Linked DNA regions of Homo sapiens: all the other regions are linked to region 1. A link is an interaction called in ENCODE POLR2A ChIA-PET data of the cell type or tissue named here. Cell type or tissue: MCF 10A. All regions are shown on one strand. Each heading gives the region's core, and the rest is flanking DNA. Links, peaks and the distances in the headings are about the cores only. Region 1 has its middle 89 kb from the start of TMPRSS15. Region 2 has its middle 190 kb from the start of MIR548XHG. Region 3 holds the start of TMPRSS15 (transmembrane serine protease 15).

Region 1 (10,951 bases), core at 2,691-7,690:
CCTTGCTAAGAGCAATGTTATGAACTAAATTGTAACTCCTCTAAATTCATATGTTAAAGCTCTATTCCCCCAGTGCATTAGAATGTGGCTGTATATGGAGATAGGGCCCTCAAAGAGGTAATTACGTGAAAAGGAGGCTCTTATTATGGGCCCTAATCCAGTCTGACTGGTGTCTCTATACAATGGCAAAAAACGCAATTACTTTTGCACCCACCTAACAAGAAGAGAAGATTAGGACATGTATGAGAGACCACGTATGCAGTGCAAAGAGAATAGGCTATATGAGGTCACAGTGAGCAGGTGGCCATCTGCAACCCAGGAGGAGGCCTTGGGAGACACCAACCCTGCCAGCACCTTGGTCTTGGACTTCCAGCTTCCAGAACTGTGAGAAAATAAATTCCTGTTGTTTAAGCTACATAGCCTGTGATGTTTGGTTATGACAGCCCTAGCAAGCACCCTTACCACACTACCACTTTCGCTGTCCTGTATCCTGACCTCACATTTGTAAAGAGTCACTTTGTTACCTTCTCTTGAATTTCTCAGTTTGAATGTGCTATATAGTTCCTAAATGGATTCAGCTTTCCATGTATGTATTAGTCCTGGTTTTATAAAGTTTATGACAATGATAGTGTATTAGTTTACTGGGGCTGCCATAACAAACTGATAGCTTAAAACAACCTAAATGTCTCTTCTCATAGATTCGGTGACCAGAGCTCCTAAACCCAGATGTCAAGAGGCCCCTTACTCCCCCTGAGGGCTCTAGGAAAGAATCCTTCCTTGCCTCTTGCAAATTCTGATGGCTCCAGATGTTCCTGGGGCTGCATTACCCAAGTTTCTGCTTCCATTGTCAGACGTCCTTTCTCATGTATCTTCTCCCCTTCTCTTCTTTTCTAAGGATATTTTACATTGGATTGAGGGCTCACTCTAATTAATCAGGATTTTCTCTTTCAATATATTTATTTAATCACATCTGCAAAGATCCTTATTCTAAAAAAAAGTCACATTTGCATGTTCCACGTGAAAATATCTCTTGGAGGACTACCACTCAACCCACTACCGATAGAAAAATAATCTTCAAAGGGATTTAATATCATCTTGCCTGATGATGTCTTCTATTCAACGTAGAATCTCTCTCTCTCTCCCTCTCTCTCTCTCTCTCTCCATCGATAGTAAAAGTATCATAATTAGAATGTATAGGGTCCTATTTAATACAGAAGTAGAGTTTGGTAGTATGATTCTACATGACTTGCCTTCCCAACTGAACATAAGGCACGTGAGTGCTTGGGGCATATAAAAATGTGAACTACATTAATTAGAATACATAAAATATGTATTTACTATATGTGGACAGCCACATACGTAGACAACCATGGACGTCCATAATTTATTGACAAAGGTATAAAAAACAGTGTTTTTTTCTTTTTTATATTATTTAGTAAGTGAAATTGGCAATAGTAAGAGGATAGAACATTTTAACAAGTATATAGGAAACCATAGTTACTGAAGAAGAACAATTGGTGACTGATTCAGAGTATTTTTTATACTTACATGCAAGGCATTTATTTATCCAAAAAAAAAAACAAAGAGAAATGATTCTTAAGAATCAATATTATGAATCATGAAGTAACGAAAGTTAAAATTAGAAGGTTATTTAATGTAATCCTTTATTTTACATATGAGAAATCCAAGTGTATATGTATCAAGCCCTTTAATCCAGGCTTAGGTTTCCTATTGAAATTCCACACCACCTATGAACTCTTTCATGTTAACGGTATTATTTATTTATTTCTTCTTCTTCTTTTGTCAGTTGGGAAGGAGAACATTTGCAGCTACTCTTTTGTATAAAAATTTACAATGTCTAAAGGGACAGATATAAACACACAAGCCACAAATTGATCTCTAAAACCGTAGCTGGTCAATTATGGCCAGAGAAATATAAACCTAGGTACTTTTCATGTATTTTTCTTTTGAAAAAATCATTTCTCCCTGAAGACTTACAGTCTAAAGAAGTTCTCCCAAGTTTTTGAATAACATAAGGTTGTAAAGACACTCTTTTAAAACCTGATAATAGCACTTAATGAAGCCATTGTATACCAGTGAGCAGTTAATAAAAGTTCTGGAGCCACAATGTCCACAACAAAATAACTGGATAACTTTGTTGTTTTATTTGTATTACTTTATCTACATTATTATGCCCAACTTAAACTACCCTTATTTCTCTAAATAGGGGGTGAAGAGCAGGTTTGTCATTCTCTAACCTCTGAAACATTTAATTTACATGAGATGTGAGGACGCTTTACCTTTTGGTCAGACATAACCGTTTACATTACAATTATTTTGAAGACAGTGGACTTGACAGCATGTGAGGAATGTTTAGTATTGCTTCATGACTTTCTGGCTATGCATAATTATAACATAAATCCTGCAATTAAACTCTCCTTTATGAATTTTAAGACCTCTTTGGAAGATAGTAAACTTTATAGTTGTCCTTTCAAAAAGTAACAGATTTAAGATACTTTTAAAAAAAATTTTTTATATGTCCCCTTAATTTGTCCTTCCTCCCCGGAAGAATGAGACTCCAACACTAAACCAGTATGAAGTCTGATGCCTCAAGAAATGACCAGGCAGACAGAAAAACAAGTGAAAAAATAATCAAAGCATTTTCTCTTAGGAGGCAGTTAATATTTGGCTTATATTTGATTCATACACAGATTCAGACATTTCTATTACATTCATATTCATCAAAATGCCTGCTGAAAGCTGACACAAATATTGAACACTCCTTGAGTATTTCAGCAGGAGGCTGAAATCCATGTCTGACACTGTAGTGCAGTGATTTTTTATGTTGTGACTTGTGGCTCTCTAGGAAGATGCCAGACACCATATGGTGGTAGAGTCATTAAATTCTTCCCAACTGGACATGTAAGTTAACTTCATGCCCAATTCTTTATTTACAAAGAAATATGCCTGTTAAAGGAATTATGAATAATGACTTGACGACTCTAGGACCTTTATATACAGTTATCTTTGTAATAACAGTAATCGATACGATGTTTAGTATCAAAACCAAGGATATGTAGATAGCCATGGAAGTCACCCACATAACGTCAAGCCAAGGCTGTGAAAAACAATATGCCTTTGTTTTTTGTTATTTAGTAAGCGAAATTGGCCATGACAAGAGCATGGAACATTTATTTCTATTTGGAGAAATGAAAATAAGGTGATTTTAATATCTAAAGATTCCACATAAAATCTAAATACATTCTGGCTTCTCTTCATTGTGCTATGAAACAAATACAAATTACAGGTAGGAAAATTGTAGTTTTACATATTTGTGAAACTCAGATTATAAATACGTTCACAAAATGCCACTACAGTCTGCAAGGACTCTGCAACAGGACTTCTGCTTTTCCACCAATAATATCTGCCACTGACTGTATGTGTTTCATTGTCTTCCAACTCTCCAATCCAAATTAAGATTTTTTTTCTCCCATGCAGCACTTTGTACATGTCACTGGTAAAGAATATATACCTGGAAATAATTTGTGTTTGTATATTTCCAAGTGTCAATTAAATTCATCTTTGCACCCCTGTCCTATGCGTAACACACTATAAGCTCTCAGTATATTTTACCGAATTGCTGGTAAATCTAACCATGATGAACCTTATCATTTTCTTTTACCTGAAGACTGCCCATAAGCAGTGCTGAGATCTTGGGCAACTAACTCATTCTTTTTAGACCAAACTCCTGATCAGCAAAATTATGATGATGATGAATGATTGATTGATTGATTTTGCAGACATAGTCTTACTATGTTGCCCAGGCTGGTCTCAAACTCCTGGTCTCAAGCAATCCTCCTGCCTTGGCCTTCCAAAATGCTGGGATTAACCACACCCAACCAGCAAAATTAAATGTTTGAACCAAAACTATAATTATATGGTTCCAAGTTTAGAAAGTTTAGAACACCAAACGAATATGTAAAGAATAATCTTTTTTTTTTGTTTTGTTTTTTGAGACGGAGTCTCACTCTGTCTCCCAGGTTGGAGCGCAGTGGCGCAATCTCGGCTCACTGCAAGCTCCGCCTCCAGGGTTCACGCCATTCTGCCTCAGCCTCCCGAGTAGTTGGGACTACAGGCGCCCACCACCAAGCCCCGATAATTTTTGTATTTTTAGTAGAGACGGGGTTTCACTGTGTTAGCCAGGATGGTCTCGATCTCCTGACCTCATGATCCACCCGCTTCTGCCTCCCAAAGTGCTGGGATTACAGGCGTGAGCCACCGCGCCCGGCCAGGAATAATCTTAATTTCAAGCTAAATAGAATCATGGTCTTTGGAAAAAGTATTCAAGATTAAGAAAGACATAGTTTGTCTTCAAAACACCAAAGAAAATCTATATCTTTAACATGGGCACATAAAATCAAAGGCCTAGTGATTATTCTTTTTTTTTTTTTTACATTTTTTTTTATACTTTAAGTACTAGGGTACATGTCCACAACGTGCAGGTTTGTTACATATGTATACATGTGCCATGTTGGTGTGCTGCACCCATTAACTCGTCATTTACATTACGTATATCTCCTAATGCTAGTGATTATTCTAACTAGCAGCTACATATGCACTAGTTAGCACCACAGTGAAGGGCTAATTGGTTTGGGAAAGAAAGAATTACTCCGAACTGCCAAATGCATATGATATATACTGATTGGTGAAACAAACCTAGTGCATGATTTTGTCCCACTGTTTAGCTGTAGTTATTAGTGGCTGCCTACCTCTCCGCCTCCAGCAACATCATTGTCTCTAGAGCTCCTGAACCCATTTAGTTTCCATTCGCTGCTTGCCTTACTGCCTGCAGCTGTATTAACACATCCCAGAAGAATTCGTTCCCATCAATTACAGCAGAAGTTGTAGTCACTGTTCTGTGACACATCAGCACGACCGTGAGCAAACCGGGAAAAAAACAAAAAAAGTCAGCTCATGAGTCATTGCAATTAAGATACTGAGATATAGGAAGAGAAGAAAAATAAAAGGTGCTTCTACTTTGCAAGATGAATTATTTGATACCTAAGATGTTGCTAGACGCAGAGTATAATAACGCTCCTGGAATGATAAATGTACTTAGGGTTAGTTAAACTTTCGGAATGAGACTAAATGGTAAGAATAAAAGGAGGTACAACATTACAGAACCAGACTAATTATTTCAAATCCTTAATTGTGACTCCCTTGGGCTTTAGTCTTAGAAGGTCAGTTTTCCTCCTAGGAATCTCTTGTTAAATGTTTATTCGTGCTACTAGAAATTATGTGAAATGAAAAATGCCAGGCACAGATAAACATTGTGGTGTTACTAAGATTTGAATAATGGTGCTAGAAATGAAAGATAATATTTTCTAAATTTTTTATTATTATAATTACTTATGACTTACATGGTCTTACAAAATGTTAAAGGCAAATGAATCCCTGAAGATCACACAACTACATCATTTCATTCATGAGAGCACTGAAATGCCTTACCTCTAGACTCAAAGTACATTAGCGTAAAAGTGAGAATAGAAAGCTATGCAAATGTTTATTGTTCTTTCTTTCGAATTTTTGTATGATAATTTTGAAAATAAACATTTCAAGGGGAAAAAGGTTGCTGAGGTTGGGCTCTGCCTCTGTGTGTCGTGCCCACATTATATTCTAATAACCTGACTTTGCAAGAAATCACATGAGATACTTAGTTGATAATGGGACAAAGTATTTTATACTTGGACCATGTTGAAAATCTAGGACATGCAGCTAACTACAGGGGGAAATGTTAATAGGAAGATGGTATGAGCTATATTGATTTTATAGCCAGCTTAAGAGGAAGAGGCCCACAGCCAGTGGATGTCTCAAATAGATGGGCCTTCAGGTCCACATCTTGATCTTCAGGCTTTTACAGCTCACTAAAATCCTGCATTTTCTTATCTATGGATCAAGTAATAACCTATATTTCTTTGGATATTATTTCTGCTGTCCAGATCAGTGCCCAAATTTTATCCCATAGAACACTAACTCCAAAGGCTGAGAACAGTGAAAACAAGGGTTCTTAGTTAAACACTGAAAAATAAATCCTTTTGGAATACATAGTTCCTATTGCATACTGAAGATTCTGGAAGGTCCTGAGACTCCAATTTAACTGTATTTAACTCAGCATTCCCAAACTCTTTTCAGCATACCTGTCAATCTCCTACAGAGGGCTCTTCCATGGAACATCAGCTGAGGATAGATTACTTCATTTTAGCATTTCTAAGATAAATTTTTTTTTAACCTTTCAATGTAAGATCTGTAAAATTAGAGCACATCCTACAATCTGGGTATGGTGCCTGTCAATCACAGTCACTCAGGTGGTAAGCATGCTATTGCTGTGGACCTGTGAACCCATTCAAAGCTGTTCATTGTCATTTTAACTGAGTTATGTGTATTATTGGTATGACACAAGTTAAATTTAATTGCTATTGAATATAGCCTCAGGAAGACTTAAGTGCGTTTCAGAAATGAAACAATAAGTTTATGTGCATTCAAAAAGTCATAGAAGGAGAGCAGCAATGTGTAGGTGATATTAGTGGAAAAAAAACACTGCTGGAGGAATTCATATTCAGGTGATAAATATGAAGAGTTTTAGGAATAAGTGAATCTATTTTTAAATTAATCTTAAAATTTCTATTAACAAATATAAAACTAAAATTCTGAGTATAAAAACAGGAAAGCTAACATTTTACCTCCCATTTCAGAGGCTCCTTCCTTTGCATGTTGGTATAGATGGTGATAGTCTCACTCTCAGAGACTTTATACTCTAAGTTCATAGTTGATATACCTGAGACAATTATGATAAAAATACCAAGTTACATATTTTCAATGGCTACCTTATGTAATACACTAAATAAGTGCGAGGGCAGAAAGATCTGTAGGACAGAGTGAGATACAAGAGATGTGGAACAGTCAGCAAAGGTGTCAGTGAATGTCATTAATTTAGGTCAGTTTTCATGTCACTTTCTCAGGGAACCTTCCATCACTCAATGTAAAGTAGACTCCAGGTCACTTTCTATCCCAAACTCGGTTTTAAATTCTTAAATAGCACAGAAGCACTATTTTATACTTTCTTGCTAAGGCATTTAGAATGCAAGCTCCATGAAAGAATAGACTTTGCGTGGTTTGTTTAAAACTCTCTCTCCAGCACCTAGCACTTAGTAGGTCTCTGGCTCTTAGTAGGTGCTTAAAAATAATTTATAGAATGAGTAAATGACTCTGAATCTAAGAAAAAGAGTGACTGCAATAGAAATAAAAATAAAGAAATTAGTGAATAAGACATTTTAAAATATTTGTTTATAGGGCTTGGTAAAGGGATCTGGAAACAGCAAAAGCCAGATGAAAGAAATATAAATTACTTATAAGGTTTGGTAAAGGGATCTGAAAAATGCAGAAGTGAGATGAAAGAAAGACCCAGAGTTCCAAACATAGGTGGTTTAGAAAATGTTGTGAATACTTGCAGGGAGCGGGGTGGTGGAGAAGGACATCAGAGCAGTGAGCCTCTCTGGATAGGTAAGTAATGAATTAGCTCAATGTTATATTTTCCAAACGTGTGGTGAATGGGAAATAGTCATGATAGATCAAGTATGTAATTAGATATGGAGCTGAATTTCAGGTGATAACAGATCTTTTGATTAATTAGGATACGTTATTTTATGCTAGCCATTGGCTAGGTCTTGTACATAGATACAGTGACTAAGAGACAGGCCCTGATTTTGAGAAATTCATCAAAGTAGAGATAGACAAGCATATACATGAGATGAGTAAGATTGATTTATACTGATTCAACAAAACACTGACGGTGAATTGTCAGATAGAAATAAGAGGCCTCCTGGAAGACAACATACCCTGAGTATGTCAAATACTGAGTATTTCAAAGACGACGTACCCTGAGTATACAAAGACAGAAAGCTTGGCCTTTGGTAGAGGGCTATCATTTAGACGTGTCTTTCCTGGATTTATCACAGGAGAAGAAGATGGGAAAGCAGCAAGTAAAAACTGAAAGGAGTCACTAAAAGTGCTGTAAGACATCAAAGCCTAGTGTACCACACAGAGGACAGAAGGATATGTGTATCCACTTTTTTTCTTACAGGGCTAGGCATCAGTGGAAGCTTATGAAGGATATGGCAATGGCCAGGAAACACTTCACTATGGCACAGAAGTAAGAACAGACACAGCTAACTTTGCAATCACTCCCTCTTGTAATTCCATCTTAGCCATCCTTTGAGTCAACTAGAGTAGGAGTCCCTAACCCTGGCCATGGGTCAGTATTTGTGCATGCCTGTTAGGAACTGGGCTGCAGAGCAGGAGGTGAGCAGCAGGCAAGAGAGCATTCCCACCTAAGCTCTGCCTCCTGTCAGAGCAGTGGCAGCATTAGATTCTCATAGGAGAATGAACTCTATTGTGAACTGTGCAAGCAAGGGATCTAGGTTGTGCATCCCTCTGAGAATTTAACTAATGCCTAATGATCTGAGGTGGAACTATTGCATCCCCAAATCATCCCCCACCTCTACCCACTTCACAGAAAAAATGTCTTCCACGAAACCTGTCCCTGGTGCCAAAAATGTCGACCACTACCTTAAAGTCTCTGGTTCAGAGATTCTTCCTTTTTGTGGTCTTCTGTCCCCAAAATGTCCCCTCTCAAATTACATGGCCAGTCATCATAATCCCTGAAGTACCCCTGATTCCTTTCTGTTCTTGCTTTACTGGACTTGATATGGTTTGGCTGTGTCTCCAACCAAAACTCACCTTGAATTGTAATAATTCCCACGTGTCAAGGGCAGGGCCAGGTGGAGTTAATTGAATCATGGGGGTAGTTTCCTCCATACTGTTCTCGTGGTAGTGAATAAATTTTAGGAGATCTGATGGTTTTATAAATGGGAGTTCCCCTACACAAGCTCTCTCACCTGCCACCATGTAAGACGCGACTTTGTTCCTCAATTGCCTTTCGCCATGATTGTGAGGGCTCTCCAGCCATGTGGAAGTGTGAGTCAATTAAAGCTCTTCCCTTTCTAAATTACCCAGTCTCAGGTATGTCTTATTAGCAGCATGAAAACAGAACTCTTTGGCAAAACCATAATGATGGTTAAATTCAACAATACAGCAACTTCTGTGTCTACTTCATATCTGCATCTATCTAGCAAAGTAAAGGTGAATAAAAAAATACACTGACTGCTGTCACTATAAATTAATAGCAATAGACTTTAAGCAAACCTTTAATGCTGGCAGACGTCACATCACATATTGTTGGTATGTTCATGCCTCCACATTCTCAATAGTATTTGACACGCTCTCTCTCCTCGAGCTTCCAGTATCACACCCCTACCTTTGTCCCAGTTGCTGATTGTGCTTGCTGTTTCACTGAGAAAACTGAAGCAATCTGAAAAGAGCTTCCACATAACCAATCACAACACCTATTCACCCATAAGTCTGCATTCACTTCCCTGCCTTCCCACTTCTTAGAGTCAGGTCTCATCTTCTCTTGCCAACTTAGGGATATAACACCAGAATTTTTTCCTTCTGCTTTCTCCTACATACTCAATATTTCACACTCTAATTATTCTGATTCAGATACAAACATGCTGATCATATGTCTCTGATTTGAAACTTTCCCCACTATTACCTGACTTATTTGCTATCCTTTGCAGCAAAACTCTGCAAAAACATTGTCTCCTCTCACTGTTTTTAAGTCCTCTTCTCACAATCTCTCTTAAATTTAACTGAGACTGTGCCCATGATTTCACTGAAACTGCCTTTGATACTATCCCTAACAACTTTCATATTGCCAAAAGCAATGGTACATTTGTGTTTCCTATTCTACTTGACTGATCATCAGGATTTCACTCAGCTGAGCCTTCATAGGCATAGTTTTTTCTCTTGATTTGTAAGATACAAGATTCTCTTCATTTTTCTCCTGTCTCACTGATTGCTATTCCTTAGTATCTTTTTGTTTCCTCCTCTTTGTCTCAATCTATCAATTTTGAATGTCCTAGGTCCTTACGATGGACCTCAAGGTCTTATATAATCTGTCAAGCTAATGTTCTCTGTCATCAACTCCTATTATTCTCTCTTTAACTGGCCCACACCAGCAACTCCCAGTCCCCTTGCTATTACTTAAACTCATCAGGCATGCTTTCAACTTAGTGTCTTTTCTCCAGCTGTTACCTCTGCCAGAAATGCATCCCTGTATAATTTCATAAATTCTTTATCAAATCATCTTTTTGCTTAAGATTTACATTCTCAATGTAGTCAATTATAATACCCTATTAAATACTGTAACCTTCTCAGCCCTCTTCAAATACCCCTGATTTTCTTTACTGTGATTTACTCTATTTCCAAAACTGCCAGCTTCTAATATTCTATTATCTGTATTTATTTATTATTTATTGTTTAGTATTTATCCTCTCCTTCCCATTATAATTTACCTATCAAGATAAAACATTGTTTTTCTATTTTGTTCACCAATATATCCAAAACATCTAGTGATGTGTTAATTACACAGTAAGAATTAAATAATTATATTCTGGATAAATAATGAAGGAGAGAATTGATAGAAAAAGTCCCCTAGGCAAGTAAGGGAGGGAATAATTTCAGGCACATAAGTGGAAAGACATTTTTACCGATAACAATGGAAAAATAAATATAGTGTCGTTGTGGCTACAGATGGGAGTCTTCATATTTTAATATAAGAAATTGATAGATCTTTTTAACCTAATCTTGTTTTATTCCAAGTGAAGTAGTTGGGCAAGAACATCAGCTAAAAATGAAAGTTGAAAGATCATGGAAAACAACTGTGAAGACACAGTGAATAATTAAAATTGCCACTGGGGAAATAGAAAAAAAAAAAAGTTCACCAGTTAGCAAATTCTTTCTCAGAACCACTGAGGAGACTGCAGAAGTTATA
Region 2 (10,951 bases), core at 3,435-8,434, 460 kb before region 1:
TAATCTATTTTTGTTGATTTTTTTTGTATATGGTGAGAGATAGGGGTCTAGGTTCATTTGTCTGCACATGGATATCCAGTTTTCCCCACAGCATTTATTGAAGAGGGTGCCCTCTCTCCAATGTATGTTCTTGGACATTTTGTTGACAATCAATTGGCTGTAAATACATGGATTTCTTTCTGGGTTCTCTATCCAGTCCCATTGGTGTATGTGTCTGTTTTTATGCCAGTAGCATGCTATCTTGGTTACTATAGGTGTGTAGTGTATTTTGAAGTCAGACAGTGTGATGCCTCCAGCTTTCCTCTTTTTGCTCAGGATTGTTATTTGGCTCTTTGGTTTTTTTTTTTTTTTCTGTGTGTGTGGTTCTATACAAATTTTAGAATTGTTTTTTAGATTTATGTAAAGAATGTCATTGGAAATGCAAACCAAAACCAACTGAGATATCTTCTCACCCCGTTTAGTATGGCAATTATCAAAAAGACATAATTTATTATACAATTGCTGCCAAGGATGCAGAGAAAGGGACACTTTTATACACTGTTGGTGGAAATATAAATTAGTAAGCCATTATAAAAAACAGTGTGGATGTTCCTCAGAAAACTAAAAACAGAACTATATATCCAAAGGAAAGGATATAAATATATTGAAGAGATATCTGCATTTCTGTGTTTACTGCAGCACTATTCATAGTAGCCAAGACATGTAATAAACCTGTGTCCATCAGAGGATGCTTGGATAAAGAAAATGTGCTATACACATATTGGAATACTATTCAGCCACAAAAGGATGAAATCCTGTCATTAATAGCAACATGGATGGAACTGCAGGACATTAAGTAAAATAACCGGGCTCAGCAAGATAAATATGTGTTCTCATTCATATGGGAAAGCTAAAATAGTTTATTTCATAGAAGTAGTAGGTAGAATAGTGGTTACTAGAGGCTGAGAAAGGTAGAGGTTTGGGGGAGATAGTGAAAAGTTGTTTAACAGATATGAAATTATAACTAGATAGGAGGAATAAGTTCTAGTGTTCTATACACTGTAGGGTGGCTATAGTTAACAACCATTTACTTTACATATTTCCTGATTGCTAGAAGACAGGATTTTGAATGTTCCCAGCACAAAGAAATAGTACGTTTGAGGTGATGGATATGCTAATTACTCTAATTTGATTATTACACATTGTATACATTATATATTGTATTGAAATATCATACTGTGTCCTATAAATACATAAAATTACTATGTATTTTAAATAATTACTATTTTTTACTATTTTACTAAATACTATTTAGTATTTAAAATACTAAAAATTACTATTTTAAATTACTATGTTTTTTAAAATAATAATTTTAAAAGCAGTAAGGCAAAAAATAAAATAGGTGTTTTTATCAAAGAAGCATCAGCAACGAAAATAATCAAGAAAACCCCTCAACCTCAACAAGAAGAGCAAGAATGGAATTCTGACTGATGTTGTTGTGTATGAGAAGCTGAATTAAGATTTTATTTTGGAAAATAGATAAATATTATGTATACTATTCTTTGGAAATGTGCATTTTAACATTTTCTATTATATATGTTGAAAAGAGGAAGACTGACCTTAAAAAATGTAGGGGGTTAGGATGCAGAGATTTGTGGTTAAATTGAAAGTCCATAGCAAATTTTGCTGCTTATATTCCTTTTTTCCGCGGTATTCATGGTGTAAAACAATGTGAGGAAGGAAGTGTCAGGGATAAGAACAAGTGGAAGTATTTTGGAAGGAAAAGCATTATCACAGTATCAGAGATGGGATTTTTTGAAAGGATCTCAGGTTGTCTTTGATGAGGCCATGGCTTGTTGAATAGTTTCAGCTACTATTAGACTAATCCTGGTGGAAATGGGGGATGGAAGCATTATCTGTTAGCTATTTATGAGCTTTCTTTAAAGATTACTTAGTGCTGTCTCCATAACCTTCTTTGGTTCTTAGAATAATGAGATAATTCTAGACACCTGCTCCTTGCAACAGCAAATTTATGTCCCACAATATATGTGGGGCAATATATGTGGAGATACTCATAGACAAATTCAACTGCTGTCATTTTTTATTGTGAATAGTGTAATGACACATTCTTTGATGCTATGTTTCCTTAAGATTTCAATTTATATATCATGTGGATTAAAGTAGCTTTTCTCTACTTTGTTTTTCTCATCATCATAAAAGACAGGAAGAGTAACATTCTCCTATACAACATTCCCATGCATTTCCCTGGGACCAGGTGCTGCCTCATTCTAGTTTATTCCAAAAAAAATATGGCTGACAAGAAGTAAAAATGACATTATTATCTAGAAAATACTGCCTTTGCTCTAAATTATATACAGATATAACTTTATTATACATATATATATTTTTTAAAGTTTTGAAGTTTTATATATATACATATATATATATCTCAAATGTCAGCACAAATTATTTGCTACATAATTCACAACTAAATACAGCACTGAAATTTTTCCCAATTCCATGTTTGAGAATCTCTGCATTAAAAATTTATAATTAGTAAATTTTATGTTTTGAGAGCTGAAATTCAATGGAGGGAAGAAAATGGTGCTATTAGTAAAAATAAAGCACAATTATTTTAAACAATTTAATAAAAATTATTTTAAGTAACTTAACATGTATTTTTCCTGGTGCAATAAATGCTGTGCCAAAAATAAAATCTAAAGACATCTAGATTTTTATCTGGAAAAAAATAAAATAAGCCAAAATATAATGTTTTATAATATTTGGAAGATTTGATTTTTTACACTGTCACATTTTTTATAATCGACTTAAACTTTTATTATATTTTTAGGATAATTCAAACACATAGTAACATTAATTTTGCCCCATACATGTATATATGGTATAAATGCATGATGTATATATTTATATATGACTGTATATTATAAATCCATATAAATTATACATGTACATATATAAAATATATGATATATAGATGCACACATATATTTTATATACATACATATACATATCACACATAGCTATATCTATCCATCTGGTTGTTTTAATACAACTAATTTTTAAGTAGAAATATTTGAAAGAGAAAATTAACGTGATCATGTCCTATTTCAATTATATTAGAATTTGAGTTAAATTATTTTAATCTCAAAGGAAAAAAACATGACTCTAGAAAAATAATTAAAGAATAAAAAAAAACAAGAAACTTATCCACAGTGCACTTTATACTATTCTGAAGCTCAATTTGTTTGTTTTCAAGGTTCAAGGTCTTAATTTCAGAATAGTGGAGAAAACAACCACCACAGCCAGAGAAACTAATCCTTGAAGAAATAAATTGTTTTAAAATTACCACTCAGAACAATACAATTAGGATGTCGTTTTTGCTGTTTAAACAATAAGCTAAAAACTCAATTGCCGTATTATTCAGATGAAATGTAATCAACAGGTCCAAAGGTTAGTAGATTGCAAACACAGCCTCAAAGTTTCCCTGCTCTACTCATTTTCCTTGCATTGCAACTTGCAGCTTCTGTCATCAAGGGTGCAGTCTGTTTTCCCACTGACTTTCAGTGTGACCATGTGATTTATCTTGCACAATTGAAAAGTAGCAAATGTAGCACAGCTAGAGGCTTGAGAAGTGCTGACACCTTAATGTTCACTCTCTTATTGCATTTGTAACCCTGTAATCATGTGAATAGATGCATGCTAGCCTGCCTGATGATAAGCCATTACCTGGAGAGGGGCCTAGTCAATAGCATTCTCAGACAAGGCCTTCATAATCCAGCTTGCCTTGGCCACCAATCATATAGCTTACCACAGACAAAGAAGCCAAAAGAACCAACAACTGAGCCCAATTAAAACTGCCAGTCTGCGGAATCATGGGCTGAATCACTGGCTGTCATTAAAAGACACAAAATTCTGGAGTTGTTACGTAGGAAATTTAACTGACAGAAAGGCTAAAGATAAATACTAGCTCAACGTAAATCACATTCAAGCTCCTTGGATAATATATTACAGGGCATCCTCATAAGACATTTTGTAAAGGCTGAAGCTGCTGTAGTATTATATATAGGCAAATTTTGCAGATAAGAATACACACACATCACTGAAAGCTACCAGGATAGTATCTTGTAGTGGGTCCTCACAAGAACTTTTATAGAAGCTGAATTCACTACAGAATCATATATTAGCAAAATTTGCAGATAGAAATTTAGATATAGATACACAGGAGTACACGTGTGCATACACAAATAAAACAAATAAATAAAATGGAAAGCTACCAGAATAATACCTTTTAGTGGGTCTTCACAAGAATTTTCATACAAGCTGAAGTCACTGCAGTAGCCCATATAGGCAAGTTTATATTTTGTTGATCTATGTTTCCAAACCGAGGTTTTGATTTGCTTTTGCTACAGTCTATTTTCTAGGTAATAGTGAATAAAAGATGCATGAAAAATAAGTGTTATCCTATGAATTTCAATAGAGTTAGACATTAATTATATGTCAATTTACATTACTCAGGGAAACCCTTTCAGTGTATAGTTCATATGTACATATGTGTATATGTGTATATAATTATGTCTCTAACTGCAAAATTTCATGTGGTAACAAACTCATAAGTATTAATGCTTCTAATATGAAGATAAGAGATAAAAAAAGCTCCTAATAAAAATCTAAGAAATGTGTTCTGAAACTTTTTTTTTACAACTCTTGCTTTTTATATTTCCTTCTAGGTTTGCCTGTACTCATTTCATCTTTATCTCACCTGAGCTTTCGAGATAATAATTTTATCTCAGAGAGAGATTGAAGTCCATTCTCTACAAACTTTGAAACAAAATTATATTGTTAGGTTTAAGAAATATGATATACAATAAAGAGGAAGATGATAGAATTGTTTTGGAGGATTTTGCCTAGGCTACTCTGTTATTAATGTGGCTGATATATTAAATCGATAAGAACTGATAACAAAAGTAATGTTCATAAAATAAACTTGGCTAAGCATAAAAAATGTAAAAGAAATTAATAAAGCAATTCTGTAGAAGATAATATTTTTAATAGATAATACTTGATGGACAATATATTTTAAATACATAATCGCAAGAAATGAATATTGCTACATAAGTACTATTATCAAGTAAATTGGGTGGCATTTATTTTAAATTAACATTAGCAATCTATCAATTATAAAGCAATCTCTTGACTCGGGACCAAACTTTTATCCTGCGTACACACAGAAATTTGTTTCTAGAGTCCTTGGTAATTGCCACTAAATAGGTGTATTAGTGAATAAAATTAGGCTGCGTAAATAAACTAAACATTTAACTATAGCCAAATACAGCACATAACTAATTTAAGAAAATACTAGATTCTTTAATATTAAGATCTATCCTTTTATTAATATTTGTAGGTTTATATTTGATTTCTAAGAGCGCTGTATTTCTGAATCAGTATGTGGAACATTGAAGACAAAGTTTTGCTATATTTTGTAATAACCAAGATTTCAAAAATATTAAAAGAGTAGTGTAGGCAGGACTTATAGAATGGTTGAATAAGGAGAACAGTGGCCCTTTTTTCCAGCCTTTTAACTGGTGAACATTTTAAAACACAATCATTTAAAGTCTGGAAATTGTCCAAAGGGCATATAGCAAATGCTAAAACATTCAATCAAGAAAATCTACTAAATCTCAGTAAGAGCAGCAGCCAGGTGGGGCATTTGAGTCATAACCCACTGAGTTACTGCACTGCCCTCTCCCCTCAGCTTCATGTTTCATCCCTGGAGGGGCAGGTTGCCTGCTTTTCTTACCCTCTACTACCAACCGCACATTGCAGAAGCTCCATTCTAGGCAGGTGTGGTATAGAGCACCAGCTATGCCTTTTTCCATCCAGCTCCCACTTTCGGAGCCAAAGGTGGCCCCAGGTGTGGCAAGCTGAGAATACTGGGGCCCTAATCACCCCACCCCATCTTTTTCAAAGGACTTCAATTTCACATCATGAGGGGCAAGCCAAGAAGACCAGGGTCTGCTACTTCCCACAAACACAGGCACAGTTTCGGTCTAATTTGTTTGTGCTGCTATAACAAAGTACGTAAGACTGAGTCATTTATAAACAACAGAAATTTATTTTTCACTTGTCTTGAGGCTGGGAAGTCCAATATCAGAGTGCCAGCAGTTTTGGTGTCCGGTGAGGGCTGCTCTCTGCTTCCAAGATGATGCTTTGAACATTGCACCCTCCCAAGGGACAAACACTGTGCCCCCACGTGGCAGAAGGGAGGGAAGAGAGAAACTTGTCCCCTCGAGCCCTTTTATAAAGCCCCAGTCCATTCATGACGATGGAGCCATCATGGCTTCATCCCCTCCTAACGGTTCTACCTCTTAACACTGTTGCATTGGGGATTAAGTTTCATCATGAATTTTGGAGAGGAACATTCTTCATTCAAACATTCAAACCTAACGCAAACACTGCCCTCTACTGGAGTAGGGATGTGACTCTGGAAAAGGCGGGTGTCTACCCTCAGCTCGGGTGCAGTACCATGTAAGTTCTGACGAGAGAGAGGTCAGGACTTAAGGATAATGAGCTCCTCAGCTTTGTTTGAGGGGACTGACTTTATTTAGAACAGAGAATGAAGAACTTCATCTAAAGGCATTGTCAAAAGTAATAAAGATCTTGGTGGAAAGCAATTAAGAGTAAAGTGGCATTTCAGTGATACTAGTAAGACAGGAGAACAGCCAGAAGTTTAAAAGAGAAAATCAGGGGAAAGGACAGCTAAGAAGAGCTGTCCTGAGATCAGAGGCAACCCTGAGCATCGAGAAGGCTGTGCGCATGCGCTGGTTTGCACCCACGCGGAAGTGATCAAAGTGGGAAAAGGGAAGGATTTAAAGCATTCTTCATGTTGCACAATGACCCATCAATACAGGGGGAGGCTCACCGACACAAGGAGCTTAAACACGACTTCTGACCAAAGGATGATTGAACAATAAGCTACTCAGATCAAAAGATCTAAATAACTACAAAAGATCAAAAATAAAACCACCCACATCCATGGCTGTGGACGCTGTGTGCCTGTTCAAAGCTGCAAGGTTTATGAAGCAATCAGAGGGGGAACCTCCAAAGTACTAGTACTTGGCTAAGACCAAAAAAGAAGTAAATTCCCTAAATAATGATAGCAGTATCCAAGCCACATTCATAGTTGGCAATAAAGGGTTCGAATCTAACTAGCTAAGAGGAATACAGCACAATCTTTAAATAATAAATAAATTTTACTGATAAAGGGGTAAACCCTGAGTAGACAGGCTAAAGATAAAAACAAGCAAAATTTAACTCAAAATTAATTATAGACCTAAATGTAAGAATAATAATTATAAAACTCTTAGAATAAAAGATAGAAGTAGTTTCTTAGGTTTAAACTCTGAAAAACACAAGTGACAAAGAAGTAGATCAATGGGGGTACATCAGAATGTAAAATTTTTGTGCTGCCAATAACATCATCAAGAAAGTGAAAAGACAGCCTCCAGAATAGAAGGAAATATTTGCAAATCATGTATCAGACAAGGGACTTGAATTCAAAATTATAAATACCTCTCATAATTTAATAATATGAAGACAAATAACTCAATATAAAAATGAGAAAAGGGTTTCAATAAACGTTTCTCCAAAGAAGATATGTAGACTGCCAATAAGTACAAGGGGAGTCTCAACATAACTTGTCATTAAAGAAATGCAAATCAAAACCGCCAGGGGATACTACTTCAAAACCACTAGGAGGGTGTATTAGTCAGAGTTCTCCAGAGGGACGGAACTAATAGGATAGATGTATATATGAACGGGAGTTTATTAAGGAGAATTGACTCACACGATCACAAGGTGAAGTCCCACGATAGGCCATCTGCAAGCTGAGGAGGTAGGAAGCGAGTAGTGGCTCAGTACAAGTCCGAAAGCCTCAAAAGTAGGGAAGCCAACAGTGCAGCCTTCAGTCTGTGGCCAAAGGCTCCAGAGCCCCCGACAAACCACTGGTGTAAGTCCAAGAGTCCAAAGGCCGAGGAACCTGGAGTCTGATGTCACAGGACAGGAAACATCCAGCACGGGAGAAAGATGAAAGCGCACTCAGCAAACCAGCTTATCTATCCCATCTTCTTCCGCCTGCTTTGTTTTAGCTGTGCTGGCAGCTGATTGGATGGTGCCCACCCACATTAAGGGTGGGTCTTCCTCTCTCAGTTCACCTGCTCAATGTTAGTCTCTGCAACACACTCACAGACACACCCAGAAACAATACTTTACCAGCTATCTATGCATCCTTCAATCCAATCAAGTTGACACCTAATATTCACCATCACAGATGACTATAATAAAGTGACAGAAAGCAAGAATGGGCAAGATTGTGGAGAAATTGTGGAACTCTCACACATTGCTAGTGGGAATGTAAAATAGTTCCGCCACTTTGGAAAACAGCTTGTCAATTCCATTTCTAGGTATACATGCCAGAGAAATGAAAATTCACATCCACACGAAAATTTCTACATGAATGTTCATAGGAGCCTGCTTCATAATAAATACAAAGTAGAAACAATCCAAGTTGCCATCAGCCGGTGAGTGGGTAGTTTACATGTGGTGTATCTATACAATGGAAGAGTGTTTCACAACAAAAGGGAATGAAGTACTGACATATCACACAGCATGGATGAATCGTGAAAACAATATACTAAGTGAGAAAAGCAATTCAGAGAAGATGACATACTGTATGCTTCTATTTATATGACATTTCCAAACAGGTAAATCTATAGAGATAGAAGGTAAATTACTGATAATGAATACGAGGTTTCTTTTGGAGGAATGAATATCTACTAAAATTAGACTAGGGTATGGTTGTACAATTCTGGAAATATGCCAAAAAAATTGAATTGTACGTTTTTGTGTGTCAGTTGTATAGTATATAAATTATATCTCAATAATGCTGTGAAAAAAACTCTGGCTATTATTATTAATACTTTAATGAGGAAGTGAGCACTGCTTTAATTATCTGAAGCCAGAAACAGAGTATATTGTTTTCCCATTTCTGTAAATTAAATTTCCTATATCAAGACAATTTCCAAAATAAACTACACCTAATCTAGCAGCTCTCAAATCAGTTTCTTAACTTAATACTAAAATATTCATGAAGATACAGACTAAATAAAAGCTCAATGTATAAAAATCACAAAGAAAAAAACAAGACTAAGAAACACATGCTGTCAAGAACTTTAAGGAAACTCCATTTTTCTTAAGGCATAGGGGCTTGCATTGGAATCAAATATAATACAGAATTGACCTCATAAAACATAGTCTAACTAAATAAAAACAGGAAGATACCCTATACTTCTTCCATCAGTAATGACAACTTCCACAAAACAGATCATTGGAAGGTCTGTGTATAGTTCGATGTAGGGATCAGGATAGAAGCAGCACAGGCTGAACAGATTGGCAATTGCACTATTTTCTAGGACATTACCTCCATACAAAGGATTCACTCTGTGAAGGAGTAGGGATAAGAAACATATTGTTGCCAAGACATTGTAGGAAATGTAGTTTTTAAAATATTCTGATAATGTAGAGCATTGAAGAAACTGGACATGCTCTGCAGCTCACACCTGTAATCCCAGGACATTGGGAGGCTGAGGCAGGAGGATTGCTTGAGGCCAGGAGTTCCAAGACTAGCCTGTGCAGGATCCTGTCTCTATAAAAAAATTAAAAAAAAATTAGCCAGGCATGGTGTGCACACCTGCAGTCATAGTTACTTGGGAGGCTGAGGTGAGGAGTTCAAGGTTATAGGGAGCTAAGATCATGCAACTGCACTCCAAAGAAAGACTGTCTTAAAAATAAAAATAATTAGTTTGAGAGATGGCAGAGAAAGTCAGTAAGATCAAACAGACTTACGAAATAATGGAAGCCTACTAAAAACTGAACCTTGAATGTGAGATTTTCATTAGTGCTTTCTCATAAGCTGTGTACCAGAACTGCAAATGCAGTACTACATAGATAGGGACGGTGACCTACGTATGTTCAGAAAGAATCCATTTTTATAGTATGCTTAAGGTAAAGCAGAAACAGGGGAGGATGACACTGCAAAAGTAAAATATTTCAGAAAAAGGGAGAAGAAAATAGGAATACCAGAGGGTTCAATGAAGGATCAAAATAAATGGTGCCATAAAATATTAAAAATTTTCAATAAATGTAAATAATACACAATTGGATTCTTTAGCCAGAAACATGAGCTTTATTGTGTCTCCTCTCTCTTTCTTCTCTTCAATGTTGAATCATCACAGAGTACTGTTGTAACCAACAGAGTTATACTTTTAAAAATAGCCCTCAAATCTACTTACTTTTTTCCATCTCCCGTTCACTGACTCAAATTATTATTGGTGGAACGCATCTGTACAGGTCTGCAGCAACTTCAATTCTTGCTTCCTCAGTAGAAAGAATTAGACTGAAGGGTATAAGGCAGAAAAAGAAGACGGAGCCAAGTTTTAGAGCAGGAGTGAAAGTTTATTAAAAAGCTTTCGAGCAGGAATAAAAAGAAAGGTACACTTAGAAGAGGGCCAAGCTGACCTCTTCTTGCAGGACAAGCACCGCATGTGACTTTGGACTTAGGGTTTTATATGTTGGCCTGCTTCCGGCACCTTTGTGTCCCTTTTCCATTGATTCTTCCCTTGGGGTGACCTTCCCGCATGCGCGGTGACCTGCTGGCACTTGGGAGGTGAGTCTGCTCAGTGTGTTTCCTGGAGTTTATGCGTGCTCACCTGAAGCTTTCCTTGGAAGCTTCTTCCCTTTACCTGCAGCATAACCCTGGAGGGTCATATACCAGTTAAACTCCGCCATTTTGCTTTTTAATGAGCATGCTTGAGCCCATTCAGCCAGCTCATGAGATCTTATCAGGAAGCTGCTGATCACCAGCTTCAAGTGTTTCCTATCTATAGGGAGACTGCCT
Region 3 (10,951 bases), core at 2,507-7,506, 91 kb after region 1:
TCAGGAGGCTGAGGTGGGAGGATTGCTTGAGCCCAGGAAGCAGAGTTAGTAGTAAACCAAGATCATGTCACTGCACTCCACCCTGGGTGACAGAATGAGACTGTCTCAAAAAAAAAAAAAAAAAAGAAAAGAAAAAAAGAAAAAGAAAGTTTAGCACATAAAGTTTCTTTCAATTTTAATAATTATTTGGTAAGATGAAAATTATTAATAATACCACAGAGACTTCAATCTTATGTCTCCCCTTTAACTTTTGATCTATTTTTTTAAAAATGCAGAATATTAACTCACATGTCCTACTCCTCTAACTGTGTCAAAGTTTATGTGGTTCATTAATGTATTTCAAATATTTTAACAGAAGTAATGCAATACAAATACACCTTGTTGTTCTATTTCTATATTAACCAACCCCTTTTCTGCTCAGAAGTAACCATCATACGGATTTTCTATTTATCGTTTCCGGGTACACTCTTATCCACAGAATTGCATCACTAAACAAATGATTTTCTTTTCTACTTTAGGCTGTGCAACATCACATATAACCCTCTAAACTTGTTTCTTTGCATATAATTTTGTTTTATTATTTCTAGTTTAGTACATACAACTTTAGTTCATGTACTTTAAACTTGTGTATAACATTTTATTCTATAAACATAATACACTTCACTTTTTCATTTTCCTATTGATGAACACTTAAGTTTTCCCTATATTTTGTAGGGCTTACAATTTTATTATAATTGTATTATAATGAATGTTATCTCATTGTCTACTTGTCCCAGATTTAACTGGAAAGAGAATTTGGAGGTCAGATTGTATGTGTGCATTTAGTTTTTCTAGATATTAACCAAATTGCTATTCAACTTGATTATTTGAATCTTCACTCAGACAAGCGATGAATGACACTACTAAGTATTGCTAAGGCTTTTAATTTTTGCTTATATGTCTAAGGTCAGTTTTTTATTTTTATTAGAATTCCATAACTACTACTAACATTGACCACCTATAGACATTTGTGTGCTCCTGTTTTCTTTCTTTTTTGTTTGGTTTTGCCCTTTTTGTCAATTGCCTGCTACTTGTCTTTTATCTGTTAGTCAATAGAAAATCTCTTTAATCTCTGAAGAGTGTTTTTTATTTGTAAGCCATAGCAGCTATTGTAAGGATTCTATACTCACAGGCCCTCTCATTCATCTCTGCACACTGAAGTCAGCTTCCCTGGATGTTCTACTCACACAGAGTAACTCGAAGTGCCAGACTTGACGTCCCAGAAGCTAACCTCAACCAATGAGCATGGCTTTTTGGCAAATGAATATTCCACTCTATTTCCCCCTAAGTGGGATAGCTCTGACACGCGTTCCCACTGTCTCACGCAGGTCCCAAGCAGACTTATGTTCCAGATGCCTATGATGGTAACTGGCTTGATCACACCCAGTCTTCACTGGCTTTATCACCCTCCATCTCTTCACTTCCCAGCCCTTCTCATGGAGGTTTTCTGGACTGCCTTTAAAATAAATGTAAGTACCTCATACCAAAATTTTTGCCTCAGTTCAATTCTGTCATAGCTGAATGAAAACATATGCAGTTTGAAAAAAATTATAAAGAAAAAAACACAAGTCTGTGGCTTAGGGTTTTATTTTTTAGATACACTTTGTTTTAAAAAAAGAAAAGTCAGTGTTACTATTGGCTAAATTTATCAATGTTCTTCATGATTTTTCCTTTTATTTTTGAATCCTTTTCTAAAAATTCCTTCAATACCTTATCATTAGAAAGACATTCTTCTATATTTTCTTCTAAAATTTTTCCGTGCTTTTTATATATGCTTAATCCACCTGGAATTTATGTCTCTTCACGGTGTGAGATGAAGATCTGAAGTTCTTCATGTGAAGATGGAGAACAAATCAATGCGGCGCTATGTATTGAAGAGCCACTCTTTTCTAACCTATTATTAATGCCCTACGTTTTTCATATATGAAGTTTCCATATGCAAATCACACTTATGGGCACTTAATTCCGCTGAGACAGTTTTCTTTGCTGGGACTGATACAACACTCTCTTTATATCACAGCTTTGTAACGAGTTTTGTTACCTGATAGGGCAAGTCCTGTTTTATTTTAATAACTTTTCAAAAAATTTCAAGATATGTGATTTGATTTTTCACATTCATCTGTTTGTTTAATTTCAGTCTGTCCTCCATAAATTATTGCCTTCTTTAAAAAAGCTATTCTTTCACTCATTTGCTTGATACTAAATATAATTATTTAAAACATTATTTGAGGAGAATTTGTGATCGAAAGTGAAAGTTTTGTTTCTGAAACTAAATGCATTATTTTGGGCTTTCAATCTAATATTTTATCCATTAATCCATGCTATGCTTGAAGCAGACATGTGAACTCACTGTCTTCTGCTTTCCTTCTATAAAGTCAAAAGAAATGTAACTTAAAGCGCTATATGATATTCTAAAAAGGGTTTGCTTCTGCACTAGCCATACAAAGAAAACAGTCATTGTGCTTTCACTTTGGCTTTCCAAATTCAAGAGGCGCTTTTTGTAGGTTCCAATTTTATCAGAGGGTCTGGCCTATTGTAATTGTCCCCTAGAATATAAATAAAATAAACTTCTCCCAAGTCCATAAGTGGTGTCTCTGATTTCATATATATATTTCATATATATATTTAAGTCAATTAGCTAAAAATATAAATATTTTCAATGAAATACATTTGTTTACTCATAATTCTATTTTTATCAGCAAAAATTCTTGAGTTTGGGGGCAACAGGCAATTCTCTTCTTTCATGGGTAAAGAAGAAGAAAAGCAGCTACTGTTCATCTTAGCCCATTATAATATGCCACAATTTCAGTGTGTTAGGGGTTTCCAATCTAAAACTTTCTTACCTCCTGCCAGTTTTATTTACCAGAATAAAAGTCACATTGGTTTACTTCAGAATAGATTCGGTTTTATTTAGTTTTAATTTTTGTGTTTTAAAGTTCCTGAACTCATCATTATTCATGGTGTGAATAATCCCAATGCTAAACCGTAATTTAATTATCAGAAAATGACTTTGATTTTTCCATAAAGCATATATCTACAACTATAACTATGATTATCTTAACCTGTTCTCTTGTTCTAATTGGCATATTTAAAGAGATAAAGTCCAGGGCAAGTGAGCAATGTCTTCCCCACCCAGACTATTTTCTTAGAATAGAAACACATATTTTATTCCTCTTATGACAGGTACTACCATTCATTAATAACTGCACAAGGCCATAAAGAGTAGCCATAGAACGCCTTGTTTAAGTGTACTTTCCCTTATGTAATACTGCCTTACATTGCATAACTTCACCTGGGTGACATAACAAAGTTTGCAACACTTTTGATTGTTTCCATAAGGAATACATGTATATGTATATGTACACAGAGAGAGTATATATATGTTAGGCTTTATATACATCTGCACCTAAAAGTTATTTTTAGAAGGTCTATATCAACATATAAGAGAAGTGTCTTAAGAATCATCTGAGTCAGAGGGTAGAAGGTTGATCTGTTAGGAACTCTCTCTATGAATATCAGATGCATGTGCCTAGTGACTAATTTGTCTGTCATGAATTTCACATTTTTCTTAATAGTTCTCAAAATGATAAAATGTCTTTTGTTTACAACATGAATTTAATTTGATTCACCTTGGCAAATGGCCTGTTCAGGTAGTTAACATTTACAACTCTAGGCATCTTTACTCATTTATATCTTCTTAAAGATTAACTACCCTTTTAATGATACTTAATGTATAGAGACATAATTTTGCCAAAGAGACATACACAACTCACTTACACTGACTGGTATGCATGTAGACAGGTGGTTGTTGCTTTACACATCTTTAAAAATTTGAGAGATTTTTCTCTTCAGTTGGTAGAATTATTTATATTCTCTTTCAGTTCTTAAATTAGCAAGCCTTCAAAACCAAAAATGGGGTCGAAAAGAGGCATATCTTCTAGGCATCATTCTCTCAGCTCCTATGAAATCATGTTTGCAGCTCTCTTTGCCATATTGGTAGTGCTCTGTGCTGGATTAATTGCAGTATCCTGCCTGACAATCAAGGAATCCCAACGAGGTAAGTCACATGGAGTTGGCTCGTGAAGGTGCTCTCAGCTGAATGTACACACTTTAGTGTCAGTTATTCTGTAAGTCTATTTTATTCATTGCCAACTAAATGCATTATTTTGGGCTTTCAATCTAATATTTCAAATTAATCTTCATGACAAAATATTTATGTTGCCTTCATGTACTTCTCTGTAGTTCCCTTCAGAGAATATTAGGAAAATTAATTGGTATGTAATTTGAAACTTAATGCAGAATTTAAGCATGAGACTGAGTAGTTTTTAAAATAAATAATGTTAAATAAGTATCTTGGTTTCAACATATAATCAAGTAGATTTCATGGCCCCTGATTTTGTTTTGATATAATTTAAATCACAAACATATTAACATGTTGTTGAATATGTAAGTAGATAAACATGCAAAGTTAACAGAAAATATTGTTTATTTCTATCTTCATTCTCTTATCAGTCTAACCATTTTAATTCTACTAATATAAAATAACTTGGATATAAATGTAGACTTAAAAAGGTCACAAACTGAGTAGCAACTCCGATAAACAGAAAAAGCATAAGAAATGATAACTCTTAGTTAGAGCTAACTTTGTACCAACAGCTTTTAAAATACCTTCAAATGTATTGTGTAGCTACAACATATGAAAGCTTATTGGTATGCTCGTTTTACAGATGAGGGATCTGAGACAGAGACTAGAAGTAACTTGCTTAAGTTCACATTATTAGTGGGTAGCAGAAGTAAGATTCCAAACTAGACAATCCCGCTCTGGAACTTATAGTCCATCTTACCACTTATTCATTTATAGGGTAAATTTAAAAAATTGAAAGCATAGCAATAACCTACGTATTAACAGTTTATTTTCTCTTAAAAACAATTTTTTACATTTTTAAAATGATGAACTTTATATATATATATGTGCATATAAATTCTCTCTTTTTTTTTTTTTTTTTTGAGATAGAGTCTCGCTCTGTCGCCAGGCTGGAGTGCAGTGGCACGATCTCGGCTCACTGCAACCTCCACCTCCTGGGTTCAAGTGATTCTCCTGCCTCAGCCTTGCTAGTAGCTGGGACTACAGGTGCGCGCCATCACGCCCAGCTAATTTTTGTATTTTTAGTAGCGGTGGGGTTTCACCATGTTGGCCAGGATGGTCTCAGTCTCTTGACCTCGTATCTGCCCACCTCGGCCTCCCCAAATGCTGGGATTACAGGCATGAGCCACCGTATCTTTCCATTGTGAGTGATTTTAGTTTTACCTATTAAATTCACAATTGTTGGGTTAGCTATTTTATTCTAGTAAATAAGTAAGTTTAAATTAGAATGTAATGCACATGCCATAGTTTTATTAAATAATTTTAGTATAATTCCTGGTCTATTTAAAAACTATAGACATACACACGGGCTATATTTTAAAGGGAAAGAAAGTGTGGATATTTTATAAAATTATACAAAGTACTAAAATACAATACAGATTGAATTAAACTTTTAGAAAAATGGCTGTTTTGGTCTTATTTAATTGCTGTGAATAACTTGAAGGATCTATAAGCATTTGAAAGTCCATTGGAATCCCTGTTGTTCAATAAACATACAAAGGTTAGTTATTTTACAAGTGAAAGAGAAAATAAATATTTATAAGTGATAATACTGTTTAACAGTGAACAGCTAAATATAAAAAGGGATTCGAGTTAATGCTTTACCAATACATCAGAGATCATAATGCATACTGCTATTTTTTTCTTTTTAAACTATTATTTTAGATTCAGGGGGCACATGTGCAGGCTTGTTACCTGGGTATATTGCATATATTGAGGTTTGGGGTATGAATGATCCCATCACCCAGGTACTGAGCATAGTACCCAGAAGTTAGTTTGTCAACCCTTGCCCCTCTCCCACTTTCCCCTTCTGGTAGTCCCCAGTGTCTATTGTTGCCATCTTTATGTCCACGAGTGCCTGCTGTTTAGCTCCCACTTATGCTTGAGAACATGTGGTATTTGTTTTTTCTGTTCCTGCATTAATTTGCTTAGTATAATGGCCTCTAGCTGCATCCATGTTGCTGCAAAGGACATGAGTTCATTCTTTTTTATGGCTGCATCTTATTCCACAATGCATATGTACCACATTTTCTTTATCCAGTACACCGTTGATGGGCACCTAGGTTGAGTCCATAACTTTGCTATTGTAAACTGTGCTGTGATGAACATGTGAGTGCGTGTGTCTGTTTGGTAGAATGACTTATTTTCTTTTTGATATATACCCAGTAATGGGATTGCTGGGTCAAATGGTATTTCTGTTTTAGGTTCTTTGAGAAATAGCCAAACTGCTTTGCACAGTGGCTGAACTAATTTACATTTCTATCAACGGTGTATAAGTATTCCTGTTTCTCTGCAGCCTTGTCAACATCTGTTGTTTTTCGATTCTTTGGTAATAGCCATTCCGACCAGCATGAGATGGTATCTCATTGTGGTTTTGATTTACATTTCTCTGGTGATTAGTGGTGATGAGTATTTTTTAAAATATTTGTTAGCCACTTGTATGTCTTTTTTTGACAAGTGCTTGTTCATGTTTTTTGCCCAGTTTTTAATGGGTTTATTTGTTTTTTGTTTGTGCAATTATTTAAGATCCTTATAGATTCGGGATATTAGACCTTGTCAGATGCATCGTTTGCAAGTATTTCCTCCCATTCCATAGGTTGTATGTTGACTTTCTTGATAGTTTATTTTGCAGTGCAGAAGATCTTTAGTTTAATTAGGCCCCACTTGCCAATTTTTGGTTTCGTTGCAACTGCTTTTGAGGATTTAGTCCTAAATTCTCTGCCAAGCATAATTTCCAGAATGATGTTTTCCTTTTTTCCTCTAGGATTGTTATAGTTTGAGGTCTTAATTTAAATCTTTAATTTATCTTGCGTTAATTTTTGTATATGGTGAAAGGTAGGGATCCAGTTTCATTCTTCTGCATATGGCTAGCCAGATATACCAGCACTGTTTATTAACTAGCAAGTCCTTTCCTCATTGTTTATTTTCTGTCAACTTTGTTAAAGATTAGATGGCTGTAGATGTGTAGCTTTACTTTACTGTGGGTTCTCTATTCTGTTTCATTGGACTATGTATCTGTATTTGTACTACTACCATGCTGTTTTAGTTACTATAGCTTTATAGTATAGCATGAAGTTGCGTAATGTGATGCCTCTGACTTTGTTCTTTTAGCTTAGGATTGCTTTGACTATTCTGGCTCTTTCCTAGTTCCATATGAATTTTTGAATCATTTTTTATGATTTTATGAAAAATGAGTTTGATAGTTTAATAGGAATAGCATTGAATCTGTAGGTTGCTTTGGGCAGTATGGTCATTTTAACAACATTGATTCTTCCAATCCATTAGCATGGAATTATTTCCATTTGTTTGTGTTATCTGATTTTTATAGCAGTGTTTTGTAGTTATCCTTGTAGGTCTCTTTTATATCCTTGGTGAGAGATATTCCTAAGTATTTTATCTTTTGTATGGCTATTGACAATGGGATTAAATTCTTGATTTGGCTCTCAGCTTGAATGTATTTAGCGTATAGAAATGCAACTGACATTGTACATTTATTTTGTATCCTGAAACTTTGCTGAAGTCATTTATCAGTTTCAGGAGCCTTTTTGCAGAGTCTTTAGGGCTTTCAAAGCACATACTACTTTTAACATTTTTTATACTTTTTTTGACTTCACTTTAGACTTATTAAAAGTTGCAAAAATTGTACAGAGTTCTCATATAACCCAGCTTCCTTGGATGTTAATATTTCGTTTATCCACAGTACAATTGTCACAATCAAAAAATTAACATTTCTACAGTATTGTTAACTGAACCACATACTTTATTCAAATTTCACCAGTTTTTCCACTAATGCCCTTTACCAGCTTAAGATCCAATGCAGATTCCTATATAAGATTTAGTTATTACGCTTCCTTAGTCTCCTTTAATCTGTTGTAGTTCCTCAGTCCTTCTTTGTATTCTACATTTAAACATGCAAACTTCAATGTAATTTTGAGTATTTAAAATACAAATGAAATAGTATAAATAATATGTTACATCAATTATGCAATTAAAGCTATTTAGACTATATGCACACATACTGCCTGAATTATTATTTCTAATTATCCTCTTAATGGGATAGTTTGGTGTCAATGTATTATATAGAGATCCTGGGTTGTAGAGTCAGTCATTTCAATGACCAAATTCCAGATCTGTTGCCTAAGACCTTTACTACCTTGAGAAATTTTCTTAATCGTTCTAAACTCCAATTACCCTATCTCAGAAAAGAAGAAACTACGTCTTCTCGCACCAGATTATTGTGAGAATTATATGTCATTATTATTATATTTACTAATGAGTTCATTATTGTGAGTTTCAGTTGAAGCAATTCATTTTAAACATAAATCAGTGTCAATGAAAATATGCTGATAAAGGGATTATGTAGGACTTAATGACACATTTTATTATCCATGTTTATATTTAATTCGTTAACCTTCTTTTTTTACATTTTTTTTTCCTAGTGAGGTTATCTATTTTCTACAGCATTCTAAATAACGTCTTCAACAAAGACAGTCACCAGCTAATGGCACAAGGTCATGCATGCCATTTTTATAATTATTAGAATGAAAGAAGTAGCCTCAAAGTCATGTTTCAAAGTAACCAAAACACTGAAATCTTCACAGGAATTCATATGTCAAAACCCAGTGGTGTCCCTGGATGCTAGGTGTTCAAGAAGTATCTGAAAGCAACTACAAAACTTTTAATGGTTCACTTCTCACCATGTTTCCCTGAGTCACTTCCCATGATTGGTGGGAGTTCATCAGTCCGTGTATCTTCCAACAGGAATCTCAATAACAATAATAATGAAAATTTGGAAGCTTGGAGTGTGGGTTAGACTTCAAAGAAAAGAAAAAAAATGTTGAAAGAATGGAGAAAAGGTTTAGTTTCCAATCTTTTAAAACAATCAGACAGCTGGTGAAAGAAAGCAGCTGATTTTGAAACATGAGACTACAAAGAAAAAGCAAGAACTACAGAGCTAACACATCAGGCGAGAGCTTTACTTCTATGTCTTAACAGAATGTGCATATTTTCTCCTACTCATAATCCAAAATCTTAGTGTTTTTTCCTTATTAATTTATCTAGGTGCAGCACTTGGACAGAGTCATGAAGCCAGAGCGACATTTAAAATAACATCCGGAGTTACATATAATCCTAATTTGCAAGACAAACTCTCAGTGGATTTCAAAGTTCTTGCTTTTGACCTTCAGCAAATGGTAGGAGACTGACAGCTGGTTTCAAATTTTATAACACAGTTTAACTACTTGCTGAAAACACCATTTTCTCACTGTGAAACAACTAGAGAATAAATGTAATATGCCCAAGATACTCAAATGTATGAGCCCCATTACTATGGAGAAAATTGCCCCAACTCTAAGCAGAACATAAAGATTGCTTTGTATAAATTTTTCAACAAAAGTTAAAATCCTAAATTTAGTATACTCATTCAATCTTTTATATTTTTCTAGATAGATGAGATCTTTCTATCAAGCAATCTGAAGAATGAATATAAGAACTCAAGAGTTTTACAATTTGAGTGAGTATAGCTCAAAAATTTTCTACTGATGGAAAATTAGTGATTTTTTTGCTAATATTTGTAAAATAGCATCACTATATATAGGAAAAGAGGAATATTTAAATTTTTCAACATTTTTTGAGGATTAAGCAAAGTGGCACAGCATAAACTTTCATTTTAGTAGCGAATAATAATAACTTTTGATAATTGATCTTATGTTAATATGTTTCTCTCTACTGACAATAAAATCTTGCAGAGACACATGGAGAGGGTACAGATGCAGATATAGTATTTGACTTGCTACGAACATTTGGAAAAAGCTTGCTTGTCATTTAATAAAATAATATTGTATCACCCTGCTTCATTTATACTATAAATACCTAGAGAGAAGGTACTTGTCCACTGTGTACCCAGAGGGCATAAGATTGCTTAAAGTAAAGTAGGTGCTCAATAAACTAACGAATCTTAGATTAATAATGTAATGATGTAATTCCACACTATGAATGTTTGAATCTGTAACATATGGAAATTATGGAAATTTTGTAAGAACTATTTTCTTATTTCTATTGTAAGATCTATTTTCTAAACAATTAGCTTTTGTATTTGTCACAAAAAAAATTGACCTGTGTGTTGTTGTTGCTGTTGTATCATGAAGGAGAGTTTGACAATCTTGCTGACATCTCTCTGAACCTAAAGTTTTCTAAACTACAAACTACCAAAGGGCTTTTGGAATAGAGATACAAGTCAACTGGAAAGTTAAAAATACATGTAATATAAAAGAAAGAAAAATGTAAATTTATAAAATTAAGTTAAAAATGAAAAAGACAAAGGGAGAGGATTCCAAGAAAAAAAAGTTAAAGACTGATCAAGACCTGGGGTAGCTGAAAAAGGGAAGAGAGCAAAGCCTTCACAATAATTCACATTTAAAAAGCACAGAAAGAAAGACAATATTCCAGAAGGTTAGGTAAAACAGAGATCCTATGACAAGCTGGCAAAAAGGAAACTCACTGGTTGAATCTCTATTTCAGGCCAAGCCTTTTGTGACTTAAGATAGATAGATAGATAGATAGATAGATAGATAGATAGATAGACAGACAGACAGACAGATTTTTTTTTTTTTTTTTTTGAGACAGAGTCTCATTCTGTCGCCCAGGCTGGAGTGCACTGGCGTGATCTCAGCTCACTGCAAGCTCCACCTCCCAGGTTCACGCCATTCTCCTGCCTCAGCCTCCCGAGTAGCTGAGACTACAGGTGCCCGCCACCATACCCGGCTAATT

What was found. ChIA-PET counts read pairs that join two places held together with the same protein. Peaks named below come from ENCODE experiments on the same cell type or tissue, not always from the same donor. Only the 100,000 strongest peaks of a DNase experiment are listed, where the experiment ranks them.
Region 2: POLR2A ChIA-PET joins it to region 1 with 5 read pairs; 1 of 35 experiments calls an interaction of 5 or more read pairs at or near these places.
Region 3: POLR2A ChIA-PET joins it to region 1 with 5 read pairs; 2 of 35 experiments call an interaction of 5 or more read pairs at or near these places.

What each region holds. Positions count from the first base shown.
Region 1 is chr21:18,487,592-18,498,542 of GRCh38, reverse strand. No RefSeq gene overlaps it. Among named protein-coding and RNA genes, the nearest start is that of TMPRSS15, 89 kb to the right of the region's middle. In MCF 10A, for the core only: no CTCF peak of the experiment used is centred there; a DNase peak (open chromatin) is centred at 4,882.
Region 2 is chr21:18,947,353-18,958,303 of GRCh38, reverse strand. No RefSeq gene overlaps it. Among named protein-coding and RNA genes, the nearest start is that of MIR548XHG, 190 kb to the right of the region's middle. In MCF 10A, for the core only: CTCF peaks have their summits at 6,249 (motif pointing left) and 6,450 (motif pointing left); a DNase peak (open chromatin) is centred at 6,453.
Region 3 is chr21:18,396,623-18,407,573 of GRCh38, reverse strand. TMPRSS15 (transmembrane serine protease 15) reads left to right here and starts at 3,789. Exons shown (of 25, transcript NM_002772.3): 1 at 3,789-4,096; 2 at 9,245-9,375; 3 at 9,628-9,695. The coding sequence starts at 3,952. In MCF 10A, for the core only: no CTCF peak of the experiment used is centred there; no DNase peak of the experiment used is centred there.